Linked DNA regions of Homo sapiens: region 2 is linked to region 1. A link is a loop called in an ENCODE intact Hi-C map of the cell type or tissue named here. Cell type or tissue: HCT116. All regions are shown on one strand. Each heading gives the region's core, and the rest is flanking DNA. Links, peaks and the distances in the headings are about the cores only.

Region 1 (13,739 bases), core at 1,219-3,718:
GCCGGAGGGGCTGCAGCGGGGTTACCGGCCTGGGCTCGGGGTGACTCTCAGGCCGCTGCGGTGGATGAGGAACAGGAGGAACCGGGTTTCTACCGTCGGTGGAACCTCTTCCTGTGGTTCCCTCCTAGGCAGGCCACCCCAAGTCCCGGCTTCGGTGCCGCAGGCCCTTAAATAGAAGAAGGTGTTTACTAGTGGATTCCCGGCTTTGAGCCGGCGCCCGCACATCCGTAGTTTCTTATGACCGCTTTCCCCTCTCTTCTGACCCTCAGCCCTACGAAATTAAATAAAACGCAGTGGTTTCCACCACCCCCACAAAAGGTCTTCTGCTGCCAGAATTCAAATAGTTCGTGCTCATCACATAATTTACTATACACATAACTTCTCTCCCTTCTCAATTTTTAAAATCGAGACGGAAATTCGAACGAGATAGGGAGAGAATATCACACTGTCGGGGGCAAGTTGTTTAACGGCTTTGGGTCTCAATTTGCTCATCTATAAAAGGAGTCTGCTACATTCCATAACCCTGTGAAAGACCCAACTCCTTTTCATAACGAGTATTTTCTAACGCCCCCTTTACCTATACTGAAATAACAAAACCTAAATTGTTTATGTAAACCTACAAACACAATTTCAAAAAACATGATCTGTCAACAAACGAAAGCAAAATGATTATAATAAAACAATGTATTATAATATGTAAATGCCGCCGCACAGCTACACTAACTGGTGGGAAGACACTTGCCCAGTAGAGCCACAAATGCAAACTGGAAAGGTGTGTTGATTTCACAACTCAAGTTCCATGAGCAGCATTGCTACTAGGAACCTCATTTTCCAAAATGATGAACTATTAATAATTTTTAAATAAAACAGTACAATCTTCCTTCAATTGAAACAGTACCTGCATTTGTGGAAAATTCAGGATATATGGAAACTGGGCAAAGATACTTTGTGTTCATATGTAAAACAGTGTTAGTTCTAGGCTTAGATGATAATGAACTAGTTTTTCACCGACATGTGTCCAGTGATTCAATTATTCGCTCTGTGGGACTGACCAGCATCATAGAACATCCTAGCGTGCCTGGCTCCTGCCCACTAAATGCCAGTAGCTCTCGCCAGTCATTGTGACAACCAGAAATACACAGATTTCTACAATGCCCCTTGGAGAGCCACTAGGTTTAATGATATTAGGGTCCCTTCCTGCCCTGAGATTCGTGGATTCTCATGGAGTTTTGGTGAAGGACCTCGGTTTTGTTTCAGTTTCGTTTTCCTATGAACCAGGGTAAACATGAGTCAGGTTCGAAAACTGTGAGTTCCGACAGCTCTTCAAACTGCATATAGCAACAATGGGATGCACTGACTACCCTGGTTCTGGGCTTTGTTTTACTTTTGAGTAGAGCCGAGTACAGGGTACCGCCATGGGAGTACCTAAAAGAATTGAAATATACAGCAGTTCCCTATTTTCAATTAACCCCTGCTCATAGGCATACTTGGTTCAAACCACCAGGGTATTTTGTTAATCAATACGTTATAATTGGAATATCCAATTGGAGAGGAAGCGGGAAAACATACAAAGCTTTGTCTTTAAACACATTCACTTTGAAAAAGAATGATGTGCACACTTGAGGCAGCTAAATAAATGAGCCAACTTTCACAGCACTCCGAATGACTTTTCCGTTTAGCAACATTTGCATATTTTCTCCACATGGCAGTTATTTGCAAATTTTATTTGAAGTGACCTAAAAAAGGGTTAGAAATGGCTGAAACCAGGCCGGCCGCGGTGGCTCACGCCTGCAATCCCAGCACTTTGGGAGGCCGAGGCGGGCGGATCACGAGGTCAGGAGACTGAGACCATCCTGGCTAACACCGTGACACCCCGTCTCTAAAAAAAATACAAAAATTAGCCTGGGCGACAGAGCAAGACTCCGCCCCCCCCCAAAAAAAAAAAAGAAAGAAATGGCTGAAACCAGGGAAATTTTTTTTTGCACGCTCCCTTTCTTAATGTTTCCAGGCATTTTAACTGTTCATATTGAAGCAAATGTACTTCCTGCAACACCGCCCCCTCCCTCCACTTCCACCCCCATTCCTGGAGGTAGCGCAGTGAACCAGAGCCTGGGAATTGCAATTCCTCTAACTACCAGTTCAGCTCCCTGCTTACAGGCACCAGGCAACTCCCTTGACAGTGCCCTGGCTTCCTTATCTATAAAGTTGGAATAAAAGTAGTCTCTGCCTCCAAGAGTGTTTGGGATTCAAGGGCTTGTGCATGAATTGAAAGTGCTCTGCGAGGCAGGGCGTGGTGGATAATGCCTGTAATCCCAGCACTTTGGGAGGCCTAGGCACGCGGGATCACTTGATTCCAGGAGTTACGGCTTGGTGGCGCGCGCCTGTAATCCCAGCTACTCCAGAGGCTGAGGTGGGAGAATCGCTTGAGTCCAGGAGGTGGAGTTTGCAGTGAGCTGAGATTGCGCCACTGCACTCCAGCCTGGGCGACAGAGTGAAACTCGTCTCAAAAAGAAGGCGGGGGTGGGGGGGAGGAGAGGTAGTGTTTAAGATCTTTTTTTTTTTTTTTAAGTGTTTTGCAGGGAGTAAGAGCTTAGTACCAAGTGGCTCTGGATCCACATAACACGTGTCTAGCTCCCCATCCTCTCAACTCCCTTAGTAGAGTAGGTTGCTCTGGGCACTGGGCTCCCACAGTCTCCACTGTTCAAACTTCCACTGTAATTCCGTGTGGTACTGCAGCTGTGTGTGAGCCCACAGAGGACAGGAAATTTGTCACACCTCTCTATGCAGAATGGAGACAGAGATAGACTGAAATCACATTATTGCGATGCACATAAATAATGTGCCCAAGTAACCTAAAACCTGGGACAAAGATAATTAGACTATTCCGAAGCTAGAAGAAAAGGAGTTGTAAAAGGGATTCCAAGAGATAGGTACCTTAAAGCCTTTAGTGAATTTCATGATTGTCAGTCATTTTTCTGCAAGGTCCAGGGGAAGGGCCTCCTGGGTCCAGCTGATCCATACTTTTCTTTAGGGTGGATTTGGAATAAAGTTCAAAGACATAGAACTTCCCTATAATAAGAAGGATAATTATAGGTGTGGAGGTAAATGCAGTTCCGTACTTACTCTCTCTGTTTTTTGTTTTTTGTTTTTGAGACGGAGTCTCGCTCTATCACCCAGGGGCTGGAGTGCCATGGCACGATCTCGGCTCACCGCAATCTCCGCCTCCTGGGTTCAAGCGATTCTCCTGCCCCAGCCTCCCGAGTAGCTGGGATTACAGGCATGCGCCACCACGCCCAGCTAATTTTCTATTTCTAGTAGAGACGGGGTTTCTCCGTGTTGGTCAGGCTGGTCTCGAACTCCCGATCTCAGGTGATCTGCCCGCCTCGGCCTCCCAAAGTGCTGGGATTACAGGCGTGAGCTACCACGCCTGGCCTTAGGCAATTATTATACTCTCAAACAGCAGATCCGGCCTGGAATCTGCTTTCCTTCCTCAAAGAAGACAAGATCAAAAACAAAATTGTATCAAAGGGCATCTTTTCTACCACTAAAATTGCTAAAAATATTTTCAAACAGCAAAGCTCAGTGCATTTCTGCCTTTGTTCATGCAAAGTGACCGAAGACTGAAGTCTTGGAAGTATAGTGAAGGGGGTTGGGTCATATGCCCTCAGGAGGCCGAGCTGCCTCTTAGGTAGTAGGGGCATTTTAAGCAATCACTCTCTCAGGTGATGCAGAACTTAAAGCCTAGCCTTACCTCACAGATAGGGCTGTGGGCTGCATAGCAGTCCTTTGTTGGAATTATATGCTCTGTACTTCAAACCAATTTACTCTCCCCTACACCTTCCTACTTACAGATTATTGCTGTTATTGTCCTACAGACCTTCTTTGATGTCTATTAGAGTTAATCATTTTTAAAGCTTTTAAAACTTTTTCAAGGTTTTTTTTGTTTGTTTGTTTTTTTGAGACAGAGTCTCGCTCTGTCACCCAGGCTGGAGTGCAGTGGCGCGATCTCGGCTCACTCCAAGTTCTGCCTCCCAGGTTCACACCATTCTCCTGCCTCAGCCTCCCAAGTAGCTGGGACTACAGGCGCCCACCACCACGCCCGGCTAATTTTTTGTATTTTTAGTAGAGACGGGTTTTCACCGTGTTAGCCAGGATGGTCTTGATCTCCTGATCTTGTGATCCGCCCACCTCGGCCTCCCAAAGTGCTGGTATTACAGGCGTGAGCCACCGCGCCTGGACCTTTTTCAAGGTTTTAACTTTGAATTATTTAAAGACTTTCTTTTTTTTTTTTTTTTTAAAGAGACAGGGTCTCAATCTGCTGTCCAGGCTGGACTGTAGTGCACTTATAGCTCTCTGCAGCCTCAAACTCATGAGCTAAAGTGGTCCTCCAGCCTCAGCCTCCTAACGTGCTGGGATTACAGGCATGGGCCACCACACTCAGCCCTTTAAAGATATCTTGCTATAACTGTCCAACCCAGTGTCCTCTCAAGAAATACAAACTGAGCACAGTGGTTCATGCCTGTAGTCCTAGCTACTTGGGAGGCTGAGGCTGGAGGATCTCTTTAGCTCAGGAGTTTGAGGCTGCAGAGAGCTATGAGTGCACTACAGTCCAGCCTGGACAGCAGATCGAGGCCCCATCTCTTAAATAAATAAAAATTAAAAAAAAAAAAAAAGAAGAAAGAAAGAAAAAGAAAAACTGGGCCAGGCTTGGTGGCTCACGCCTATAATCTCAGCTTTGGGAGGCCAAGGTGGGAGGATCCATTGAATCTAGAAGTTTGAGACCAGCTTGGGCAACATAGCAAGCTCCCATCTCTACAAAAAATAAAAAATTAGCCAGGTGTAGTGGCATGCACCTGTAGTCCCAGCTACTCAGGAGGCTAAGGCACAGGGTGAGACCCTGTCTCAAAAAAAAAAAAAAAAATTGCCAGGCGCGGTGGCTCACGCCTGCAATCCTACCACTTTGGGAGGCTGAGGCGGGCAGATCACCTGAGGTCAGGAGTTCAAGACCAGCCTGGCCAGCACGGCAAAACCCCGTCTCTACTAAAAATATTAAAAAAAATTAGCCGGGCATGTTGGCGGGCGCCTGTTATCCCAGCTACTCAGGAGGCTGAGCCAGGAGAATCGCTTGAACCTGGGGGGCGGAGGTTGCAGTGAGCCAAGATCACCCCACTTCACTCCAGCCTGGGCAACAAGAGCAAAACTCTATCTCAAAAAACAAACAAACAAACAAAATGGATCATTTGTCCCATAGAACTTTCCAACCTCTCCCCCTCTACCTCACCCTTTGTGTGTCTACCAGAGTTTTCTTCTTGAACACAGTCCTGTTGTGCCATTTCCCTGCTTGAAAACCTCTGACACCTCCCATGGCATTCAAGGTCATTGCAGACCTAGTGCCTATCCAGTCACGATGGCTCCTATCCTCCATGGTTCCCCACCCATCTTGTGCACTTTGCCCCCTTTTACCACCCCACCCCCAGGCTGCACTTTTTGCTCCTCTACTGGACTTCTCACTATTCTCTGAGCATGCTCAGCATCTCCCCACCTCTGCACCTTTGTTCACCACGTCCCTCCCGGCACCTGTGCTTCCACCTTCTAATCCCTGCATACACACTCACTCAGCCAATGACAGTTAATTTTAATGTGTCAACTTGGCTAGGCCACGGTACCCAGATATTTGGTCAAACATCAGTCTAGACGTCACTGTAAATATATTTTTTATTATTTTTTATTTTTTGAGATGGAATCTCGGTCTGTCGCCCAGGCTGGAGTGCAGTGGTGCAATCTTGGCTCACTGCAACGTCCACCTCCCGGGTTCAAGCGATTCTCCTGCCTCAGTCTCCCGAGTAGCTGGGATTACAGGTGTGCACCACCACACCGGCTAATTTTTTTATTTTTAGTAGAGATGGGGTTTCACCATGTTGGCCAGGCTGGTCTCGAACTCCTGACCTCAGGTGATCCACCCGCCTCAACCTCCCAAAGTGCTGGGATTATAGGCATAAGCCACCGCGCCCAGCCATGTAAAGGTATTTTTTAGATGAGACTGATATTTGAATCAGTAGACTGAATAAAGTGGGTTAGCCTCCATATTGCAGGCAGGCCTCATCCAGTCAGCTGATGGCTTTAAAACACTGAGGTCTCCCTAGGAAGAGGGAATTCTGCCTCCAGACTCCCTTTAGACTCAAGACTGCAACATCAACTTTTCCTTGGGTCTCCAGCCTGCAGCTTGTCCTAAAGATTTTGGACTTGCTAACCCCACTATCATGTAAGCCGATTCATTAAATACATACATACTCTCTCTCTTCTCTCTTTCTGTCTCTCTCTCTTTCTCTCTCTTTCTCGCTCTCTCTCTCTCCATACACACACACACATACCCATGCATCCTATTGGTTCTGTTTCTCTGGAAGACCTTGACTAATACAGTCTTTCCTGCTCTGTGCTCCCGTAACCCTCTTTCTATTTCTATCTTTGCCTGTCTTGTATGATATGTAATCAGACACAGGTCGGTTTTTTTTTGTTTTTTTTTTTGAGACAGTCTCACTCTGTCGCCCAGGCTGGAGTGCAGTGGTGCAATCTTGGTTCGCTGCGACCTTTGCCTGACGGGTTCAAGCAATTCTCCTGCCTCAGCCACCCGAGTAGCTGGGATTACAGGCGTGCACCACCACACCCGCCTGATTTTTGTATTCTTAGTAGAGATGGGATTTCACCATGTTGGCCAGGCTGGTCTCAAACTCCTGGCCCCTTGTGATCCTCCCGCCTCAGCCTCCCAAAGTGCTGAGATTACAGGCATGAGCCACTGCGCCTGGCCCACAGGTCAGTTTCCTCCACAGCTACACGTTTACTGAGGGCAGACCATTTCTCCTTGTCTGCACATCTCCATGGAGCCTAGTGCCTTTTTTTTTTTTTTTTTAAGAGACAGGATCTCACTCTGTCACCCATACCGGAGTTGCAGTGGCATGATCATAGCTCATTGCAGCCTGGAACTCCTGGACTCAAGTGATTCTCCTGCCTCAGTCTCCTGAGTAGCTAGGACCACAGAGGTGCACCACCGTGACTGGCTAGGTTTTTAAATTTTTTTTTGTAGAAACGGGGTCTCACTATGTTGCCTAGGCTGGTCTTGAACTCCTGGGCTCAAGCGATCCTCCCATCTCGGCCCCTCAAAGTGCTGGGATTATAGGCATGAACCACCTTGCCTGGCCTCTTAAAGGTCCTGCTCCACCAAGAAAGGAGACGGCCCAAAGCACAGGCAGGAGAACTAGGGAAATGGAGAGCTTGAACAGCATCAAGGGAGAAGGAGCCAACCCAGAAAGGAAACACATGGCAGGGGTTACCAATGCAGATGTCTCCAGGGCTGGGCAGGTCATGTGGATGGAGGAGGCAGCAGAGAACAGATGAGGGTGGGATGGGGTGATCGGCATGGGTGCCCCATGAAGGGCCAGCCCCTTATTTCCCTATGGGAATATAGGCACAGTGATGCCAGCTTTTTCAAGAGAGGCTGGAAATCCAGATTTTTGTGTGAAATGTCCCAATTTGTAACTGTTGGCAGCTAATTCTGATTATTTCAGTGTACTGTTTGTGTCTAGAAGGCTTCAGGGCTACTGGTACTGTTCTGTTTTTCAGCCGGGTTGATGGGTAGATGAGTGTTTGGTTTTCCTGTATTTTTCTTGCCTTATAGAAATATAAATATCAGCTGGGTGTGGTGGCTCACACCTGTAATCCCAGCACTTTGGGAGGCCAAGGTGGGTGGATCACCTGAGGTCAGGAGTTCAAGACCAGCCTGGCCAACATGGTGAAACCTCGTCTCTACTAAAAATCCAAAAATTAGCCACGTGTGCTGGCACATGCCTGTAATCCCAGCTACTTGGGAGACTGAGGCAGGAGAATTGCTTGAACCCCGGGTTGGGGGTGGAGGTTGCAGTGAGCCGAGATTGCGCCACTGCACTCCAGCATGGGTGAAAGAGCAAAACTCCATCTCAAAAAAAAAAAAAAGAAAGAAAGAAAAAGAAATATTATAAATATCATTTCTTATGTATTCAAAATTAAGTTGAGAACTCTTGAAACCCTTTCTGTGAGTTCAGTTTCGCTGGCAGACCACCCGTTTGCATCCCCGCTGTGCATTAGTTTGTTGTTTTGCATTGCTTGTTGATTAAATGAGGTTTGTGGCTGTACACCTTCACTTGAATATTAATCAGTTAAGTGTTACTTTGTGCTGAAAATAGAAAAAGTCAGCGATGCTGTTTCTTCTACAAGAATTGTTCTGTGAAAGGAAAAATGTTGCAGCTCACCAACTGCCACCCACTCTTTCCTCTCTGGAATATTTTTGAACCTATCATGTGTTACCTTTCACACAACTTGATATTGAATATAAGAAGAAATATTAATCATTTTGCATAAACCAGAGTCTGGCTTCAAACATATACATGATTTTGATAAAGTCTGTGTGTGTGTATATGAAGGCACAATTTGCATCTCAGAATCTAAGAGACATCTAAATACTGGCATCAAGGATATATAGCTGTCTTTGGTTCCAAAGTTGTCCAGCATATATTTTGAATGAAGCAACCATGAGTCACTTGCAGCCTGGAACAAGTTACTTCACCATTCTGTGCCTCAATTTCCTCACTTACAAGTTTCTAGGCTGGGTGCGGTGGCTCACACCTGTAATCCCAGCACTTTGGGAGGCTGAGGTGGGAGGATCACTTGAGCCTGGGAGTTCGAGCGGGCAACAAAGTGAGACCTCATCTCTATAAAAAATAATAATAATAAAATAAATAAATAAATAAAATACATTTCTACATATGGGTGATACATTATTTTATCTAGGTGGCAGAAGTAAACCACGGAAGAGGAAAGTACCAAATCAAATCAAATTATTTTACTTATTCAAGAGATGTTTATTGGATAAGTGTGGTGGCTTACGCCTATAATCCCAGCACTTTGGGAGGCTGAGGCAGGTGGATCACCTGAGGCCAGGAGTTTGAGACCAGCCTGGCCAACATGGTGAAACCCCATCTCTACTAAAACTACAAAAAGTATTAGCTGGGTGTGGTGGCATGCACCTGTAATCCCAGGTACTCGGGAGGCTAAGGCAGGGGAATCGCTTGAACCCGGGAGGTGGAGGTGGCAGTGAGCCAAGATTGCGCCACTGCACTCCAGCTTGGGTGACAGAGTAAGACTCCATCTCAAAAAAAAAAAAAAAAAAAAGAGACGTTTATTGAACACCATGCTAAGTAAGGGCTCTGGGGAAGACAAAGAAGTTTAGGACATGGCCTCTGCTGTCATGGAATTGGAGACACAAGACACATGCACAAAAAGATTGTGACACAACATGAGGCAGTATGTAGTGCCAGTCATCTAGACTGTGAGCTCCTCTACGGTGGGGCCTGCATTCTATTCATCTTTGTAAATGTGGAACAAATGAATGAATAGTACCAAAAGCACAGTAGCTGTTCTAAGGAGAAAAATGCCATCATGGACTCGAAAGTTCATGAAGTGGTCCTTCCTGTGGCTGACATCATCGGGAGATTTGCTTTCCTTTTCTCCGAAAGGAGAGGAAATTGGAACTGAGTGGCCCATGATGGAAAGGGGAAGTCTAGGGGAACAGGAAGCCCCTGGGTGAAGGCAGAGGCTAACATGGGGTTCAGAGCGACCGTGGCCGTCGGCCTGACCATCTTTGTGCTGTCTGTCGTCACTATCATCATCTGCTTCACCTGCTCCTGCTGCTCCCTCTACAAGATGTGCCGCTGACCATGTCCAGTTGTGAGCACCACCACGCCCACCACTGTGGTGCATGCCCCTTACCCTCAGCCTCCAAGTGTGCCACCTAGCTACCCTGGACTACCAGGGCTACCACCCCATGCCCCCCCCAAGCCAGGAATGCCAGCAGCATCCTACCCAGTGCAGTACCCATCACCTTACCCGGCCCAGCCCATGGGCCCGCCGGCCTACTTCGAGACCCTGGCTGGAGGAGCAGCCACGCCCTACCCCACCAGCCAGCCTCCTTCCAACCCAGACTACATGGATGCCCCGAAGGCGGCCCCCTGAGCATGCCCTGGCCTCTCTGGCTGCCACTTGGTCATGTCATGTGTGTGTGAGTGGTGTGCAGGCACGGTTCCTTATGCCCCGTGTGTGCTATGTGTGTCCTGTCTGTATACGTGGCTTCCTCTGATGCCGACTAGGTGGGGAGTGATCCTTGCCAGCAGAGTGGGTTGGGACCAGACTTTGTTATCTTCCTCACCTGAAATTATGCTTCCTAAAATCTCAAGCCAAACTCGAAGAATGGGGTGGTGGGGGCACCCTGGGAGGTGGCCCCTGAGAGGTGGAGGGCTCTCCAGGGCACATCTGGAGTTCTTTTCCAGCTTCCCCTAGGGTGACGGAGTGTGGCCTGTCACACTAGGATGGCGCAGCTTTCTGTGAGTATGATACAGATGTGTCCTGATTTCAGCAGCGTAGCCAGCTGCCACTTGAGGCCATGGCTTGTCCCCAGAGTTGGGGGTACCCTTCGCAGAGCCAGAGACATAATGTAGGTAAAGCTTGGGATCTGACCAAATTGGGCTTTGATCCTTTGGGCCGATGTCCCATTGCTCCCTGGAGCCTGTGTCATGCCCATTGGGGGTCAGGCAGCCTCCTGATGCCAGAACACCTCAGGCAGAGCCCTACTCATCTGAGAGCTGTCTGCCTGGACTGTTCCTGTCCCTGCATCCTCCCTGGGACCACTTGGAGGACCACATCCACACCCAGCCTAGCTGCCCACAGGGAGCTCTCCTGCCCTTGCTGGCCCTGCCCTTCCCACAGGTGAGCAGGGCGGCCTGTCCACCAGCACACTCAAGCCTCTTCCCTGCAGTGTTTTCATTTTATTTTAGCCAAACATTTTGCCTATTTTCTGTTTTTGTTTTTGAGACAGAGTCGCTGTGTTGCCCAGGCTGGAGTGCAGTGGCATGATCTCGGCTCACCGCAACCTCTGCCTCCCAGGTTCAAGTGATCCTCCTGCCTCAGCCCCCCTAGTAGCTGGGATTACAGGCATGTGCCACCATGCCCGGCTAATTTTTTTTTTAGTAGAGATGGGGTTTTGCCATGATGGCCAAGCTGGTCTCGAACTCCTGACCTCAGGTGATCCACCCACCTCGGCCTCCCAAAGTGGTGGGACTACAGGCATGTTTTCTGTTTTAAAACATGATAGTTGATGTGAGACTGAAACCCCTGGGTTGTGGAGGGAAATTGGCCCGGAGGAGAGGAATAACCTGGCTAATGTGAGAGTTCCTGCTTCCCCTGACACCGGCTTCATGGAATATGCAACTCCTGTACCCCAGTCCAATGTGTTCTGGCAGCAGGGACACCTGGGCCAAGGGGCTGTCTGGACCAAAGGTGGGGTGTGGGGCCCTGGATGGCAGCTCTGGCCCAGACATCAATACCTCGGTGTTCCCCGTCCCTCTGTTACTGTTTCACCAGAGCTGTCTCATGGAGGGAAAATTGACAAGACAAGGTCCTGATTAGAGATGGGGCTGGAAAGCATTCTCAGGTTTTGAGGCTCAAGTATTTACTGCAATGAAAATGTAAGGGCCGGGCGCGGTGTCTCATGCCTGTAATCCCAGCACTTTGGGAGGCCAAGGCAGGAGGATCACCTGAGGTCAGGAGTTCGAGACCAGCCTGACCAACATGGTGAAACCCCATCTCTACTAAAAATACAAAAATTAGCCAGACGTGGTGGCAGGCGCCTGTAATTCCAGCTACTAGAGAGGCTGAGGAAGGAGAATTGCTTGAACCTCGGAGTTGGAGGTTGCAGTGAGCTGAGATCACACCATTGCACTCCAGCCTGAGCAACAAGAGCAAAACTCCATCTCAAAAAAAAAAAAAATTAGTATGAGCGCGGTGGCTCACGCCTGTAACCCCTGTCTCTAACTAAAAACACCAAAATTAGCCGGCCGACCATGGTGGTGTGCACCTGTAGTCCTAGCTACTGGGGAGGCTGCAGCAGGAGAATCGCTTGAACCCAAGAGGCAGAGGTTGCAATGCTGGATATTGTACCACTGCACTCCAGCCTGGGCTACAGAGTGAGACTCCAACTCAAAACAAACAAAAAAAGAAAAGAAAAAAGAAAGAAAGAAAGAAAAAAATTTAATCAGTCCTATATAAGCAAGATCAGGCCTTACACTTCAAAAAATTCTTGGTGGAGAACTGCAACCTGAAACCAATGGTTCAATCCCCTTCTTGCTGCTGGATCCCTTCGTTCCTCCCAAATGTGTCATCAGACACACTTTTCTAGTTACCTGGGCAGAGAGGATCCTTCTCTACTTGGAATATAGGCCACTGGATAATAAATCTTATCTTGCCTTCCTCGAAGAGTCAGTGCAAAAATGAGGCAGCTTGTCATGTGAGGCAAGTCCTTTAAGCTTCTCAGATGAACGTTGCTATATTAGGACCGAGGACTGTTATGCAATAAGACCTATCTACACCTTTCCTTGATGCCTGAGCTTCACAGCAAAGACCACTTGTTGAACTAACAGTTGTCATTGTATTTTTGAAAAATGATCATTTATAGGGGTGAATCCGCCATAAATTTCACAAGATCTCAGTTTAGATATTAGCCATTTTGGCATTTTGGAAAAGAATCTTGCAGAAAATGAACCAGTGGTAATCATGATGAAAATAATGGCTGGAAATGTTTTTATAGAATATACTATAACCTGTATATAGCAAGAATAATACTAAGATTTCAACTGGTTTGTAACTGACAAGCAAGGAGTGGCCTTCGCCACTTCCCTGGCCAGAGCATGTGCTCTGCCTTGAGGTCCCACAGCCTGCTTTCCATCCCTTACCACACTTCCACGGAAGGCATGTGCTCAGAAGTCTCTGTCCCGGCCAGGTGCCATGGCTCACACCTGTAATCCCACCACTTTGGGAGGCCAAGTCAGGTGGATCACCTGAGGTCAGGAGTTCGAGACCAGCCTGGCCAACATGGTGAAACCCCATCTCTACTAAAAATACAAAAATTAGCCAGGCGTGGTGGTGGGGGCCTGTAGTTCCAGCTACACGGGAGGCTGAGGCAGGAGAATCACTTGAACCTGGGAGGCGGAGGTTGCAGTGAGCCGAAATTGTGCCACTGCACTCTATCTGTGTGACAGAGTGAGACTCTATCTCAAAAAAAAAAAATGTCTCTGTCTCCACTAGACTGTGAACACTTAAAGGCAACTGTATTTTATTCATTTTCAGATCACTAGCACCTGGGACTGAACCTGGAACATAGTAGGTACTCAATAAACATTGACTGAATGGGTAGATGAAATTTGTACATGCCCTTACTTGGCATGGATGACAGGGCAGGCCAGGAGATGATAATAATTATTATTATTTTTGTAATTTTCATTTTTATTATTTTGACATAGGGTCTCGCTGTCACTCCAGGCTGGAGTGCAGTGGCATGATCCCAGCTCACTGCAGCCTCCAACTCCTGGCCTCAAGCGATCCTTCCACCCCACCCTCCCAAGTAGCTGGGACCACAGGCACATGCTACCATAGATGGCTAATTTTTTTTTTTTTTTGTATTTTTTGTAGAGACGGGGTTTCGCCATGTTGCCCAAACTGGCCTGGAACTCCTGGACTCAAGCAATCTACCTGCCTCGGTCTCCCAAAGTGCTGAGATTACAGGCCTGAGCCACTGAACCCGGCCTGAGATCATTATTATTTTTTAACCTTTAAGGAGAAACCACATCAAAATTAAAAATTACTCTGCCAAAGACCCTGTT
Region 2 (16,860 bases), core at 5,469-7,968, 51 kb before region 1:
GGCGCGGACCTGTAATCCCAGCTGCTCGGGAGGTTGAGGCACGAGAATCACTTGAACCCGGGAGGCGGAGGTTGCAGTGAGCCGAGAACGTGCCACTGCACTCTAGCCTGGGCAACAGACGGAGACTCTGTATCAAAAAAAAAAAAAAAAAAAAAAAAAAGAAAATCTCTGAATCCACCTACGACCTGTGCCCCCACCCCCACAATCCCGGGACTTGAGGATGTCCTGCCTTGATTTATGACTTTGCCTGTAACCTCTACCTCTTTGCCTTTAAAAACCCTTACCTGTAAGTCATCATGGAGTTCCAGTCTCAAGCATTAGCTGGCCAATTCTCCTGGCTTGGTGTCCTGCAATAAATGTCTCACTTTCGCTGCTATCCCGATGTCAGTGTTTGGCTTTGCTGCTCCAGGCAAGTGGGCCCTAGTTTGGTTCACTAATGTGACCATGTAATCTGGTGCCAGTTTCCTCTTTAGACTGTAAATTGGATCTTCTCTCTCCAGTTCCCTGTCAAGGCTTTGGCCTAGACCCTCATCATTTCATTTCTGGATTCCTGCCCCAGTTTCTCAATCAGCCTTTTATTGCTAGTCATTGCTTCTGAGACATTTTTCCATAAATGCCAGGCTATTCCTTCTCAAACTCTACTTTCTTCATGTCGTCGCAATGGCCTTTGGCTCCATATCCCCTGCCGCAATGCTCCTGGATTTTTGTTTTTTATTTTTTATTTATCTTTTTAGTTTTTTGAGACGGAGTCTAGCTCTGTCTCCCAGGCTGGAGTGCAATGGCACCGTCTCGGCTCACTGCAACCTCCACCTCCCGGGTTCAAGTGATTCTCCTGCCTCAGCCTCCCAAGTAGCTGGGATTATAGGTGTGAGCCACTGTGCCCGGCCTATTCTGGACATTTTATATAAATGGAATCATACAATATATAATATGTGACCTTTGTATCCATAAACTTAACTAACAGGTCTTCAAGTTTCGCCAGTGTTATGGCATGTATCAATACTTCATTCCTTTTCACTGATGAATCATATTCTACTGTTTGGATATACCACATTTTGTTTATCCATTTGTCACTTGATGGTGTCAACCTAAAAGGAAGAAGCTGGGGCAAAATGAATATACGTAGAGAGTTTATTTGGGCCAAGCTTTAAAATTGTTATCTGAGAGCACAGATTCAGGTTGCCCTGAACATAACATTCTGCCTAGCAGCAGTTACAAGTGGATTTTTTTTTTTTTTTTGGAGACCAAGTTTTGCTCTGTTGCCCAGGCTGGAGTGCAGTGGCGTGATCTCAGCTCACTGCAACCTCCACCTCCCTCCCAGGTTCAAGAGATTCTCCTGACTCAGCCTCCTGAGTAGCTGCGATTACAGGCACACGCCACCATGCCCAGCTAACTTTTGTTTGTTTGTTTGTTTTTAACTTTTGTATTTTGAGTAGAGACGGGGTTTTGCCATGTTTGGCCAGGTTAGTCTGGAAGTCCTGGCCTCAAGTGATCCACCTGCCTAGGCTTCCCAAACTGCTGGGATTACATGCGTGAGCCACCGTGCCAGGCCTACAAGTGGATTTTTAAAGTAAAAATTTGTCTTTATATCACAAATCCCAGGTACATGAAGATAATAGGTGAGCCAGCTAGTCAGGAACAAAGTGACTTTAAACAATTGTCCCCAGGCATGCGGTGGGGGCTGGGGAGATGATGACTGAAGTCCCTATTCATGTCTCTCTGGGCCTGCTCTGAGCTATTTTTCTTTTCTCAGTAGACAATTGGGTTGTTTCCAATTTGGGGCTATTATGAATAATGCTGCTGTGAACACTCGTGTAGGAGTTTTATGCGTACATACGTCTCATTTCTCTTGGGTAGATACCTAGCGTGAAAGAAAAATGGAACTCCAACTCACTATGCCAAAGGGAAAGTTAAGCTTGGGAACTGAGTCATGCAAAAACTGCTTTCCTTTCATTCTCAAACAGATAGCTGTAATTTCACTTGCTTACTTTACCTTATGTAAAATGTAGATTTACTGAGCAGGGGAGGAATGCATAGTTGACTCCCTCCCCTTCCCCTTTCTTTTCACATGTAAAATGTAGATTCACAGTCTCATAAGAATGTAACCAGGTGCCTCATTGCCTACCCACCTTGTTTTTTTTTCTTCCCCTCCTGCTTGCCCTTTCCCCTTTATTTATTTTTTATTTATTTATTGTTATTATTATTTTTTGAGATGGAGTCTTCCTCTGTCGCCCTGGCTGGAGTGCAGTAGTGCAATCTTGGCTCACTGCAACTGCTGCCTCCCAGGTTCAAACAACTCTCGCACCTCAGCCTCCTGAGTAGCTAGAATTACAGGCGTGTACCACCATGACCGTCTAATTTTTGTATTTTTAGTAGAGATGGGGTATCACCATGTTGGCCAGGCTGGTCTTGAACTCCTGACCTCAAGTGATCTGCCAGCCTAGGCCTCCCAAAGTGCTGGGATTACAAGAGTGAGCCACCCACCACGCCTGGCCCTTTCCCCTTTATTTTTCATTTATTTTTATTTTTATTTATTTATTTATTTATTTTTTTGAGACAGGCTCTCATTCTGATGCCCAGGCTGGAATGCAGTGGCATGATCTTGGCTCACTGCAACCTCTACCACCTGTGCTCAGGTGATCCTCCCACCTCAGCCTCCTGAGCAGCTGGGACCACAGGCATGCATCACCACGCCCGGCTAATTTTTTTTTTTTTTTTTTTGGAGACAGAATCTCACTCTGTCACCCAGGCTAGAGTGCAGTGGCGCCATCTTGGCTCACTGCAACCTCCTCCCCCAGGTTCAAGCAACTCTCCTGCCTCAGCCTCCCAAGTAGCTGGGATTACAGGTGTCTGCACCACGCCCAGCTAATTTTTGTATTTTTAGTAGAGACAGGGTTTCACCATCTTGGCCAGGCTGATCTTGAACCCCTGATCTCATGATCCACCCTCCTCGGCCTCCCAAAGTGCTGGGATTACAGGCGTGAGCCACCATGCCCAGCCAATTTTTGTATTTTTAGTAGAGAGGAGGTTTTGCCAAGTTGCCCTGGCTGGTCTTGGACTCCTGGGCTCAAGCGATCCTCCTGCCTTGGCCTCCCAAAGTGCTGGGATTACAGGCCTGAGCCACCACACCCGGCTGTTCTTTCCCCTTTAAATACTGAAGTTCCCAAACCCTCTTTGGAAAAAGCACAGGACACAGATTCTACTGTGACTTGTGTTTTTTTTTCCCCCAGACATGTCCTCAACCTTGGCTAAATAAACCTCTAAATTCGTTGAAACCTGTCTCAGTCGTTTGTTGTTGTTGTTTTTGAGACAGAGTCTCATTCTGTCGCAGGCTGTAGTGCAGTAACACCATCGTGGCTCACTGCAGCCTCTGCCTCCCGGGCTCAAGGAATTCTGTTGCCTCAGCCTCACAAGTAGCTGGAATTACAGGTGTGAGCCACCACACCCGGCTAATTTTGTATTTTTAGTAGAGACGGGGTTTCGCCATGTTGCCCAGGCTGGTCTCAAACTCCTGGCCTCAAGTGATCCGCCGGCCTCAAGTGATCCGCCTGCCTCAGCCTCCCGAAGCGCTGGGATTACAGGCGTGAGCCACGAAGGCCTGCCATCAGTCAGTTTTTGATTTACACTAAAAGTGGAATTGCTGGGGCGTATGGTAACTCTATGTTTAACCTTTTGAGGAACCACCAAACTGTTTTTCTTTTTTTTTTTTTAGTATTTATTGATCATTCTTGGGTGTTTCTCGCAGAGGGGGATTTGGCAGGGTCATAGGACAATAGTGGAGGGAAGGTCAGCAGATAAACAAGTGAACAAGGGTCTCTGGTTTTCCTAGGAGTTTTTCAAAGCGGCTGCAACATTTAGCAATCCCTCCCACAATGCATGAGGGATCCAGTCTCTCCACGTCTTTGGCATGTGTATTTCTGCCTTTCTTCACAGGTGTGAACAACATCAAGCATCCCTGTGCTGAGCTCAGAAGCCCTGTCTACCATCCTGAGAATTACCTGGGACTGCTCTGAGATGTTGGGTGGCCCTGGACTAGGTCATCTTCCCCAGAGAGCCCTAGGGTGGGGAGGGTGGAAATGGCGTACTTATGGGTGTGATCATTGCTAAAGGAATTAATCAGGGCAGTCCCAGTGCTAAAACTAAAGGTCCAAGAAACTGAGCGATTAGAGATATTTAGGAGGAAGTAGCTGGGGTGGGGGCAGGGCCTGAGAGCAAGCCAGGTCCTGACTCAGCCTCTGAGCGCCTACTTGACTGTGATTGCGTCACCTACCCTCCCCAGCGCAGCTCTGATATGTTAAAAAAAAAAAAAAAAAAAAAAAAAAACACGCAGTGGTTCACTCCTGTAATCCCAGCACTTTGGGAGGCTGAGGCAGGTGGATCGGATCACCTGAGCTCGGGAGTTTGAGACCAGCCTGGCCAACGTGGTGAAACCCCGTCTCTACTAAAAATACAAAAATTAGCCGAGCGTGGTGATGGGCACCTGTAATCCCAGCTACTTGGGAGGCTGAGGCAGGAGAATCACTTGAACCCGGGAGGCGGAGGTTGCAGTGAGCCGAGATCTTGCCACCGCACTCCAGCCTGGGCGACAGAGCAAGACTCCGCCTCAAAAAAAAAAAGACGATTGTATCTACTCCCTCCTATTCCCATCCCCAGAAGGATGCTGTGAAGTTAAAATGAGCCTGCCAACAGCATCTGGTGCTAGTTGTGGGCAACTCATATATTCTCATGGTATTATCTCTGTCGTGTCCTTGGTGGGAACGGGAGGGCATGGTTGATGGGACAGGCGATGCCACAATCTTCTGGACTGATCCAGCAGTTTTGATTCTTAACAAAAGTAGCAGCCACGGCTTCCATCTCTGCTGCTCCCTCTCCACCCCCAGGCTGAAGGGACTAAAATAAACAGGAAGTTTCCATTTCACCCAGATCTCATGGAGCTGTGTGACTTTTGCTGTCGGGTATCTTATCTCTCTGGAAGGAACCTTTCAGCCTGAGGTGTGGCTACCTTTGTACTTGGTGCAATGCTTCATCTGTTTTTTTTGTTTGTTTTTTTTTTTTTTTTTTTGCCTAAATAACTTCCTGTCTAGAAGTGGTTATAGCTTCCCACCCCCACCCCACTTTTACAACACAGCAGGGACAGACAGGTGCTGAAATCAAAGGGTTAGAATTCATATCAAAGCCCAGCATCCAGGATCTTGTTGCAAATAGAGACTGAGCTGTGTGTGTGGGTAGAGGCCAACAGTTGTTACTCAGAAGCTCAGTTCCGGGGAACAGAAGGAGGGTGTTTTTGTTTTTGTTTTACCAGAGTGAGTGAAATCTTGGTCCCTTGAGATTTCCATGTAAAAATCTCAAAGCTTGTTTATTTGCCCCGTCCCTAATGGGCACCCTTTGGGGTAGGTCAGAGTAGAGACTGGTTTTCTTTGTCCCTGGGCTTGTCACCAAGTCCCAGCAAAGACTGAGCTAGGGCCACCATGTGTCCCTGGCCTGATGTTAGCCAAAAAGCAGAAGAGAGAAGGGGTGACTGGTGTACATAGGAATTTTTGTTTGGGGTTTTTTCTGCCGTGTTTTAAAGAACAGCAAATCCCTGAAATGGGTCCATGGGTCCATGTGAAACTATTCATTGAGAATGAACGGTTGTTCACCTCGGAGAGCCGTCACATCCTTCTCGGCCACCGCAGGTCACCCTCTCCTACCTCCTGGAATTGGATTCTTAGGCTGAGATGAGCCAATGGTGTAGGCTCATTTGTGGCTTTGGAATTAAGGCTTTTTTTTTTTTTTTTTTTTTTGAGACAGAGTTTCACTCTTGCCACCCAGGCTGGAGGTCAATGGCATGAGCTCAGCTCCCTCAACCTCCACCTCCCGGGTTCAAGCGATTCTCCTGCCTCAGCGTCCAGAGCAGCTGGGATTATAGGCGCGCTACCAAGCCCGGCTAATTTTTGTATTTTTAGTAGAGACGGGGTTTCACCATGTTCAGCAGGCTGGTCTTGAACTCCTGACTTCAGGTGATCCGCCTGCCTCGTCCTCCCAAAGTGCTGGGATTACAGGTGTGAGCCACTGCGCTCGGCTGGCTTTTTTTTTTTTTTTTTTTTGAGACGGAGTCTCGCTCTGTCGCCCAGGCTGGAGTGCAGTGGCGCGATCTCTGCTCACCGCAAGCTCAGCCTCCCGGGTTCACGCGGTTCTCCTGCCTCAGCCTCCCGAGTAGCTGGGACTACAGGCGCCCGCCACCACACCCGGCTAATTTTTGTATTTTTAGTAGAGACGGGGTTTCACTGTGTTAGCCAGGAAGGTCTCGATCTCCTGACCTCGTGATCCGCCCGCCTCGGCCTCCCAAAGTGCTGGGATTACAGGTGTGAGCCATGGCGCCCGGCTTTTTTTTTTTTTTAATAGAAAAACTAAACACTTCTTCATGGGCTGCTGCCCAAGTCTTTGCTAAATTTTGTTAAGCCCTTATGTTTATCGTGTCATCTCATCCAGACGTCAGTCATAAACATGCCCATCTGAACTCCTGATCCTCTCTTTTCCAGAAATGGGATGAGTCACCCAGTTCGTCAGCCTTCCTCTTTCAGAAGCCAGTGAGAGTGTGGCTAGAGGGGACTCTGCCCCGAGGGAACACCAGGCAGTGGCCTCTGACCCAGGCCTGCCCTGCAGTACTCAGCTTTCCAGAACAAAGAGTTCCAGTCCCAGTGGGGGACGGGGGCCTTTGTTCATGACTGGGAGAATCAAGAGAACTGCCTAAGAGGGCCCAGAAATTTCCCAGAGCTCTGAGCAAAGTGAGGAAGGGCATCCTTGCTCCAGATGAACCCACCAGGTCGCCCCTAAAGAAAAAAGGCCACGAGGCCAGGCCTGGTGGCTCAAGCCTGTAATTCCAGCTCTTTGGGAGGCAGAGGAGGGCGAATCACAAGGTCAGGAGTTTGAGACCAGCCTAGCCAACATGGTGAAACCCCGTCTCTACTAAAAATACAAAAAATTAGCTGGGCGTAGTGGCGGGCGCCTGTAATCCCAGCTACTCGGGAGGCTGAGGCAGAATTGCTTGAACTTGGGAGGTGGAGGTTGCAGTGAGCCGAGACCTCGCCACTACACTCCAGCCCGGGCAACAGAGTGAGACTCCGTCTCAAAAAAAAAAAACGGCCGGGCATGGTGGCTCACGCCTGTAATTCCAGCACTTCGGGAGGCCAGGGCGGGCAGATCACCTGAGGTCGGGAGTTCAAGACCAGCCTGACCAACATGGAGAAACCCTGTCTCTACTAAAAATACAAAAGTAGCCGGGCATGGTGGCAAATGCCTGTAATCCCAGCTACTGGGGAGGCTGAGGCAGGAGAATTGCTTGAACCTGGGAGGCGGAGGATGCGGTGAGCCGAGATCACGCCATTGCACTCCAGCCTGGGCAACAAGAGCGAAACTCCATCTCAAAAAAAAAAGAGAGAGAGAGAGAAAAGAGGCCACAAGGGATTCTGGCCTCGCCCCCAGGGCCATGTCCTGGGGAAACAGTCAGTTTGAGAAAGGGCTTGGAACTGGAGGGAGAAGGCCTCAGGAAAGCCCAATGTGCACCTTGTCTTTGCTCTGGGCTTGCCTCGGGTCAGCCCTCAAACCTCACCCAGGCCCAGGCAGGGACTGGGGGTGGTGAGAATCGAACCCTGAATGCACTCACACCGAGCCGCCCCTGAAGCTTCAGCATGAGGCCCACACAGGCCTCATTCCCGTGCAGCATCTGCCTGTTTCTCCCAGGAGCCCTGCCCACCCAGTTGGGCTGGTTGGTGGCCACTCCCTCCCCAAGGGCAGTTTCTCACAGACACTAGCATCCCTCACCTGGCACTGCCAACCCTCAGACTCCAGGGCATTGTCCGTAATGGTGATGGTTGGGAGATAGCTCTGGAAAATAACTGGAGTTTAAAAATAACTAGCCAGGGCCAGGCACAGTGGCTAATGCCTGTAATCCCAGCACTTTGGGGAGCCAAGGTGGGTGGGTCACCTAATGTCAGGAGTTTGAGACCAGCCTGGCCAACATGGTGAAACCCCATCTCTACTAAAAATACAAAAAAACTGGCTGGGCAAGGTGGCTCATGCCTGTAATGCCAGCACTTTGGGAGGCCAAGGCGGGAAGATCACGAGGTCAGGAGATCGAGACCATCCTGGCTAACACGGTGAAACCCCGCCTTTACTAAAAATACAAAAAATTAGCCGGGCATGGTGGCGGGCACCTATAGTCCCAGCTACTCAGGAGGCTGAGGCAGAAGAATGGCGTGAACCCATGAGGCGGAGCTTGCAGTGAGCTGAGATTGCGCACTGCACTCCAGCCTGGGCGACAGAGCGAGACTCCATCTCAAGAAAAAAAAAAAAAAATTAGCCAGGTACGGTGGTGCGCGCCTATAGTCCCAGCTATGAGGAGGCTGAGGCAAGAGAATCGCTTGAACCTGGGAGGCGGAGGTTGTAGTGAGCCGAGATCATGCCACTGCACTCCAGCCTGGGCAACAGAGTGAGACTGTCTCAAAATAAATAAATAAATAAAATAAAAAAATAACTAGCTAGTGCCACCCAACCCACCTCCCCAGCTCCCTGCCCAGCTGTGTAGCAAGGGGACAGAGCCTCATTTTCCAGAAAGTGAATTCATAGGCTAATGATGCCAACTCAAGTCAGAGGGTTCTGAGAAGGCTACTGAGAGCCTCTCAGCCATTTCTCTGCCATGAGGGCAGCACCGTCCCAACCCAGAGGGGGCACTGGGACCATGGCAGGTCTTGGCCTCTAAGGCTGATGTTCCTCAGAGATGATATGGGCAGATAATGGCTCTGCTGTCCAGAGATTGTCATGATGATCAAAGGAGATCATGTGAAGGAACTCTCAGGAGTTCAGGAATGTTCTGTAGCTTGATCTTGGTGTGGGTTACCTGGGTGTGTATGTGTGGTAAAATTCATTAGGGTCATCACTTAAAATTTATGCACTTTGTTATATGTAAATAATATCTCAATAAAGTCCACTTGGCATGAAAATGAGCAAAACGTGAGATAACACATATGCAAAGGCACTTTGTACCCTGTAAACCATTTGCTATCACGGATTTTTAAAAACTTAGTGAACTATGGCCAGACACAGTGGCCCATGTCTGTAATCCCAGCACTTTGGGAGGCCGAGGCAGGTGGATCACAAGGTCAGGAGTTTGAGACCAGTCTGGCCAACATGGTGAAACACCGTCTCTACTAAAAATACAAAAAATTAGCTGGGTGCGGTGGTGCACATCCATAGCCCCAGCTACTCAGGAGGCTGAGGCAGGAGAATCGCTTGAACCCAGGAGGCAGAGGTTGCATTGAGCTGAGATTGCGCCATTGCACTCCAGCCTGGGCAACAGAGCAAGACTCCGTCTCGAGAAAAAAATAAACAAACAAACAAAGAAACAAAACTTAGTGAACTATAACCACTATCCTGAGTTGTGGTATCTGGATTCATTTGGCCTGTTTTGGAATATGAATGGAATCATAAAGTACGGACTCCTACATTTGTTGGCCTTCTTGTGCAACATTACATGCATGAGGTTCCTCCATGTCTTCTCAAGAGCTTACTGATTCTTGTTGCTGTAGAGTATTCCACTGGGTGAATACACCATTTATTTCTCCATTCCCTATAGGTGGTAGGCATTTGGGTAGTTTTCTGTTGGGGCTATTACAAAGAGCACCGCTATGGACATTTTTGCCTTTGGGTAAACATATATCTGCATTTCCGTTGGCTATCTACCTAGGAGTGGGGTTGCTGGGTCAGGGAATGTGTATGTTCAGTTTTGATAGATATATTGTTGGTTTCTAAAGGATAATCCCACAGAGTTCTTATTACCAAAATAAATATACAAAGCTCGAAATGAGCTCATGTGGCAATTTCATGTAGAAAATGGTCACATTCAGCCAGGTGCAGTGGCTTACACCGGTAATCCTAGCACTTTGGGAGGCCAGGGTGCTCGGATCACTTAAGGTCAGGTGTTGGAGACCAGCCTGGCCAACATAGTGAAATCCCGCCTCTATTAAAAATACAAAAATTAGCCAGGTGCGGTCGTACACGCCTGTAATTTCAGCTACTCGGGAGGCTGAGGCAGGAGAATCTCTTGAACCTGGGAGGCAGAGGTTGCAGTGAGCCAAGATCGCGCCACTACACTCCAGCCTGGGCAAAAGAGCAAGACTCCATCTCAAAAATGAAAAACAAAAAAACAAAAACAAAAACAGGAAATGGTCACATTCCACTCAGCACCATTCTGGAGCTCAGCATTTTTGCCAGCAGCATGATTTCCTTGTCTAGCCAACATCTCTACTGCTACAGTTGAAGGATACCCAGTACACCCTGTTCAACAAGAATGAAAACCTTTTCCATCTGCTCCAGTTTTTTTTTTAAGACAATGCTTTATTAAATCGTCTCCTTATATCAAATGGTGTACTTAGAAACCATGGCCATGTGGCTGGTCACTATCACGGCCCTGGTCAGCCTGGTGCAGCATGACATCTGAGCAGCAGGGTTCCTACACTCCGCTCCATGAGCACCTCATGCTGTCACAAGATCAGGCAACGTGGGTGTCCCAACCCCGTAGACCTGTCCCACAGGGCAGGAGGCCTGGAGCTAGGGGTTGAGCCCACGGAAGGGGTCCCAGCACTCAAACCCCCAGAGGACGGCAAGGCTCCTTCTGGTGTGGGTCTTGCAGCTGCACACATCACTGGGGGGCTCCCCAGGACCCAGACTGCAGCCCACGCAGACACACAGACAATGCTCACAGTTTCCATTCTGACTCATGTGTCAAATGGTTCAGAAATATTACTCTGCACTGTTACAGGAACACAGGTTTGACTTTTTTTTTTTTTTTTGAGACGAAGTCTCACTCTGTTGCCCAAGCCGGAGTGCAGTGGCACAATCTTGGCTCACTGCAACCTCCACCTCCCAGGTTCAAGCGATTCGCTTGCCTTAGCCTCCCGAGTAGCTGGGATTATGGGCGCACGCCACCATGCCTGGCTAATTTTTGTATTTTTAGTAGAGACAGGGTTTCACTATGTTGGCCAGGCTGGTCTTGAACTTCTGACCTCGTGATCCACCCGCCTTGGCCTCCCAAAGTGCTGGGATTACAGGCGTGAGCCACTGCACCCGGCCAGATTTGACATTTTAATAAAAATACAATGTCTACAAAAGGTGCTTAACGTGACCCCAGGATGGGGCTCGCAGGCGGAGTCAGCCCCAGGACCCCTAAAGGACGCATGAAGACAGAACCTGCTCCCTGACCACGTTCCGGGACCCACAGTGAGGGCCACTGATGGGTGCCTTTCATTTAAAAAAGGCTGGGCGCGGTGGTTCATGCCTGTAATCCCAGCACTTTGGGAGGCCAAGGCGGGTGGATCACGAGGTCAGGAGTTCGAGACCAGCCTGGCCAACATGGTGAAACCCCATCTCTACTAAAAATACAAAAATTAGCTGGGCATGGTGGCAGGTGCCTGTAGTCCCAGCTACTCCAGAGGCTGAGGCAGGAGAATCGCTTAAACCCGGGAGGCAGAGGTTGCAGTAAGCCAAGATTGCGCCACTGCACTCTAGCCTGGGAAACAGAGTGAGACTCCATCTCAGAAAAAAAAAAAGAGTCTAGATTGTGACATTCCAAAATGACTCTGGAAGCCACATGCCAATTTCCTGAATCCCTATGCTAGAAGTGAGTGTTTTGGTGGAGCGAGGAGAAAACACCGAATTCCCATGTCAGGAATTCCAATTTCATTTTCAATAGGTTTAGACATCCCAGCTCCTGAAAAAGACCAAGGGTTCAGTCACTGGCCAGGTGTAAGACAGGGACAGTTGTAAGAATCTTATCACACAAAGCTCTTATTTCTGGATCCACCATTGGTTACACCTGCACCCAGACACCACTTTTAGGTTCAATGAAAAAGGATCAGGACATAAAGAAAAACACACACATAACGACCAGGGAGGAAGTCTGCATCAGAACCTGCCCCACGTGCCAAACCCCCGCAGCACCCAGAGGGTGAGCCGGGCAGAAGGGACAGTGGAACAGGCTGCCCATGGCAGTGGCTGTTCATGTTGACAGCACCTGGCCAAGGTAGTGAGGATGAGGACAAGAGCTGGGGCACATGAGTGGTCCTGGGATGCTGCTCACAGGGGAGGCATCGGCATCTGTGTACATATTTGGCAACCGCAAAGCTTGTTCTCAAAAATAAGTATACTTTGGCCGGGCACAGTGGCTCACACCTGTAATCCCAGCACTTTGGGAGGCTGAGGCAGATGGATCACTTGAGGTCAGGAGTTTGAGACCAGCTTGAACAACATGGCAAAACCCTGTCTCTATTAAAAATACAAAAATTAGCCAGGTGTGGTGGTGGGTGTCTATAATCCTAGCTACTTGGGAGGCTGAGGCAGGGGAATTGCTTGAACCCAAGAGGCAGAGGTTGCAGTGAGCCGAGATCATGCCACTTCACTCCAGCCTGGGCAATAGAGTGAGACTCCGTCTCAAAAAAAAAAAAAAAAAAAAAAAAAAAAAAAAAAAACTGGCCGGGCCTGGTGGCTCATGCCTGTAATCCCACCGTTTTGGGAGGCTGAGGCAGGTGGATCACTTGAGCTCAGGAGTTCGAGACCAGTCTGGGCCACATGGTGAAACCCCATCTCTACTAAAAATTAAAAAAAAAAAAAAAGCCTTTAGAGGCCAACTGTCCCTTTACAAAGGTTTGCAATTGAGAAATATCACCTTGTTCCTATTTTGTCAAGTTTCTTCTTTAATGGCTGAACAAAAAGAAGCTTCAAGTAATGGAGAAGGCATCATTTGAGTGCGGCTGCTCTGCTAACGTAGTCATCTGGGTGCTCTATTCCTATGTCTTCCAAATCCTATATTTGGAGGCCCCCCGGAAAGGACACTTTTGCCAGGAACCAACCTGACCTTAAAAGGGTGACTGTGGGCCAGGCGCAGTGGCTCATGTTTGCAATCCCAGCACTTTGGGAGGCCAAGATGGGCAGATCACCTGAGGTCAGGAGTTCGAGACCAGCCTGGCCAACAGGGTGAAACCCCGTCTCTACTAAAAATACAAAAATTAGCCAGGTGCGGTAGCACACGCCTGTAATCCCTTCTACTCGGGAGGCTGAGGCAGGAGAATCGCTTGAACCTGGGAGGCGGAGGTTGCAGTGAGCCAAGATCACACCAGTGCACTCCAGCCTGGGAGACAGAGCAAGACTCCGTCTCAAAAAAAAAAAAAAAGAGTGAGTGTGACACAGCCAACTGGGCAGGAGGGTGGAGGTGAGGCCACAGGACGCTGCCTGCCCAACCCCAGGCCAGGCTGACTGTGCTGCAGAGTGCCGAGAGGCCGTTGGCCCAGGGAGGCCGGCCAGCTCCACCCAGAGGGCACGGGGCAAGCCCTAAGCACTGGGGGTGTTGCCTTTGAAGACCCTGAGGATGCTCTGTGCCACGTATCCTTGCTTCTCGGTAACCAGCCTGCTTGTTAAAGGAGCAGAACCTGCAACATGGTAAGGGGCGAGAGTGGCGCACGGCTGTGGGTGCGCTGGACTTAAACTTCACTCAAGAAGCTGCAAGGAACCCCAAATGCGCTTCAGGCTGGGGTCCTGCTGTGCTAGGTCGACTGCAGAGCACCCTCCCCGCCAATCCCCTGAGCCAGGCCCACATCTGCCCCAGTTCTATGGGTTGGGCACTTCACCCCAGGACCCCAGCATCTTGAGCCGTTACCACAGCTCCCAGGACTCATGTCCATCAACAGCCTCTGAAGCCAAGGATCATGAGCCATACCCCTAGAACTGGGGCAGGGCGTGGGGCATTTGTCACCTCAAGGGGTGTCTTAGTCAGCTCAGGCTGCCATAACCAAATGCCACAGACTGGGTGGTTTAAGCATCAGGCATTTATTTCTCAGTTCTGGAAGCTGGAAGTCTGAGATCAAGGTACCAGCACGATCAGGCTCTGGGGAGGGCTCTCTTTATGACTTGCAGATGGCCACCTTCTCGCTGTGTTCTCACATGGCCTTTCCTCAGTGTGTGCACATAGAGAGAGCAAGCTCTCTGGTGTCTCTTCTTGTGAGGACACTGACCTCATCATGAGGGCCCCACCCTCATGACCTCATCCAAACCTAATCACCTCCCAAAGTCCCTTTCTCCAAATACAATCCCATTGTGGGTAAGGGCTTCAACACATGAGTTTTGGGGGATACAACTCAGTTCACAGGAAAGGGCAAGAAAACTCCATTTGTGTGCACAGCCAGGCACAGTGGCTCATGCCTGTAATCCCAGCACTTCGGGAAGCAGAGGTGGGAGGATTGCTTGAGGCCAGGAGTGTAAGACCAGCCTGGGCAACATAGCAAGATCCTGTCTCTACAAAAAGTTTAAAAATTAGCTGGACATGGTGGTGTGCACATGTAGTCCCAACTACTCGGGAGGCGGAGGCAGGAGGATTGCTTAAGCCCAGGAGTTCCAAGCTGCAGTGAGCTATGATATTATCACTATACTCCAGCCTGGGTAACAGAGTGAGACCTCGTCTCCAAAAATAAATAAATAAATAAATTTAAAATAATTAAAAAACACAAATATTTGTGTGCTGGGTCAGAGTTCTGGAGAAGATAAAAAGGATGCCAGAGGGGCCTGAACTTGGCCTGGGCAGGACACAGGGCAGTGAGAGAGACTTCCAGTGGGAGGAAGGGCTGTAATCTCCTTACTTCCATCACTGGCTGGCTGGTTGGTTCACCACTGTATCCCCATAGTATCTGTAAGCAAAGGGTCTGGCATGCAGTGTGTGCTTCATATATACTGTTTTTTGTTTGTTTGTTTGTTTGTTTTGAGACGGAGTCTTGCTCTGTCACTCAGGCTGGAGTGCAGTGCCACCATCTCAGCTCACTGCAACCTCTGCTTCCCGGGTTCAAGTGATTCTCCTGCCTTAGCTTCCCAAGTTACTGGGATTACAGGTGCCTACCACCACGCCCAGCTAATTTTTGTATTTTTAGTAGAGACAAGGTTTTACCATGTTGGCCAGGCTGATCTCAAACTCCTGACTGATCTCAGGTGATCCACCCATCTCGGCCTCCCAAAGTGCTGGGATTATAGGCATGAGCCACTGCACGCGGCCGAAGTCAAGTTTTAAAATTACATTTTAAAAGTGCTGTAAGTGAAAAAAACTGTCAACCAGAATTCTATATCTAGTGAAAATATCCTTCAGAAATGTAGGCAAAATAAAGACATTCTCAGACAAAGGAAAGCCGAGAGAGTATGCCACCAGCAGACCTGCTCTAAAACAAAAGCTAAAGGAGGTTCTTCAGAAGGGAAATGAGACCAGAAAGAAATGTGGAACTTTAGGGATAAAGGAAAAGCAATAGGAATGGTAAATATCTGAATAAATAGGATAGGCTACTTTTCTCTTCTTCTTCTTCTTTTTTTTTTTTTTTTTGAGACAGAGTCTCACTCTTTTTGCCCAGGCTGGAGTGCCGTGGCACGATCTCAGCTCACTGCAACCTCTGCCTCCTGGGTTCAAGCGATTCTCCTGCCTCAGCCTCTGGAGTAGAGTAGCTGGGATTACAGGCGCCTGCCACCATGCCCAGCTAATTTTTGTTGTTTTTAGTAGAGATGGGGTTTCACCATTTTGGCCAGGCTGGTCTCGAACTCCTGACCTCAGGTGATCGTCCCGCCTCGGCCTCCCAAAGTGGTAGGATTACAGGCATGAGCCACCTCGCCCAGCAATTTTCCTAGCATAAGCATTTAATGCTAGAAATTTTCTTTTAAGCACTGCACTTTAGCTGCATGCCACAGATTTTGGTATGATGTATTTGCATTACCATTCAGTTCAAAATAATTTCTAATTTCTCTTTAGGCTTTTTCTTTGATCTATAAGCTATTTAAGCATGTGCTACTTAATTTCTAAGTATTTGGGGATTTTTAAGGTATCTGTTATCTAGTTTAATTCTATTGTGGACAAAGAACACATTCTACATTATTTCAATTCTCCTAAGTTTGTTAAGGTTTGTTTTATGACACAAGATATGGTCTACTTTGGTAAACGTTTCATGTGCACCTCAAAACAACGTATATTCTGCTGTTGTTGGATGGAATGTTCTACACTCATTGATTAGATCCAGTTGGTTGATGGTGTTGCTCAATTCTTTTTTTTTTTTTTCTTTGAGACGGAGTCTCTCTCTGTCACCCAGGCTGGAGTGCAGTGGTGCAATCTTGGCTCACTGCACCCACTGCCTTCCAGTTTCAAGCGATTCTCCTGCCTCAGCCTCTGGAGTAGAGCAGCTGGGATTACAGGCACCCACCACCAAACCCAGTTAATTTTTGTATTTTTAGTTGAGACGGGGTTTCACCATGTTGGCCAGGCTGGTCTCAAACTCCTGACCTCATGATCTGCCTGCCTCGGCCTCCCAAAGTGCTGGGATTACAGGCGTGAGCCACCGCGCCTGGCCCCAGCTCAATTCTTTTATATCCTTGCTGATTTCCCCCCTACTTGGTCTATCAATTAATGAGAAAGGAGTGTTTAAGTCTCTATAATTGTAGGTTCGTCCATTTCTCTTTTCAATGATCTCAGTTTTTGCTCCCCATATTTTGAATTTGGAACTTGTACACATTTAGGATTGTTCTGTCTCCTTGGTGAATTAGCCCTTTTATCATTTTGTAACATCCCTTTCTATCCCTGGTATTTTCTTGCTCTGAAGTCTATTTTTATTTTATTTTTATTTTTATTTATTTATTTATTTATTTATTTATTTATTTATTCTGAGACAGAGTCTCGCTCTGTCACCCAGGTTGGAGTGCAGTGGCACAATCTCAGCTCACTACAACCTCCGCCTCCTGGGTTTAAGCAATTCTCCTGCCTCAGCCTCCCAAGTTGCTGGGACTACAGGTGCACGCCACCACGCCTGGCTA

What was found. Hi-C counts contacts between places; a loop is a spot of excess contacts. Peaks named below come from ENCODE experiments on the same cell type or tissue, not always from the same donor. Only the 100,000 strongest peaks of a DNase experiment are listed, where the experiment ranks them.
Region 2: a loop joins it to region 1, with 3 times the contacts of the local background. A loop is called at or near these places in 12 of 110 quality-filtered maps.

What each region holds. Positions count from the first base shown.
Region 1 is chrX:41,319,227-41,332,965 of GRCh38, reverse strand. It overlaps the pseudogene SHISA5P1. Among named protein-coding and RNA genes, the nearest start is that of DDX3X, 8.1 kb to the left of the region's middle. RefSeq lists an enhancer at 5,276-5,570 and a silencer at 5,276-5,570. In HCT116, for the core only: a CTCF peak has its summit at 2,320; a DNase peak (open chromatin) is centred at 2,255; H3K4me3 peaks cover 1,624 bases; H3K27ac peaks cover 1,977 bases.
Region 2 is chrX:41,371,602-41,388,461 of GRCh38, reverse strand. No RefSeq gene overlaps it. Among named protein-coding and RNA genes, the nearest start is that of DDX3X, 46 kb to the right of the region's middle. RefSeq lists enhancers at 2,442-2,959, 6,432-6,726. In HCT116, for the core only: no CTCF peak of the experiment used is centred there; a DNase peak (open chromatin) is centred at 6,521; H3K27ac peaks cover 1,574 bases.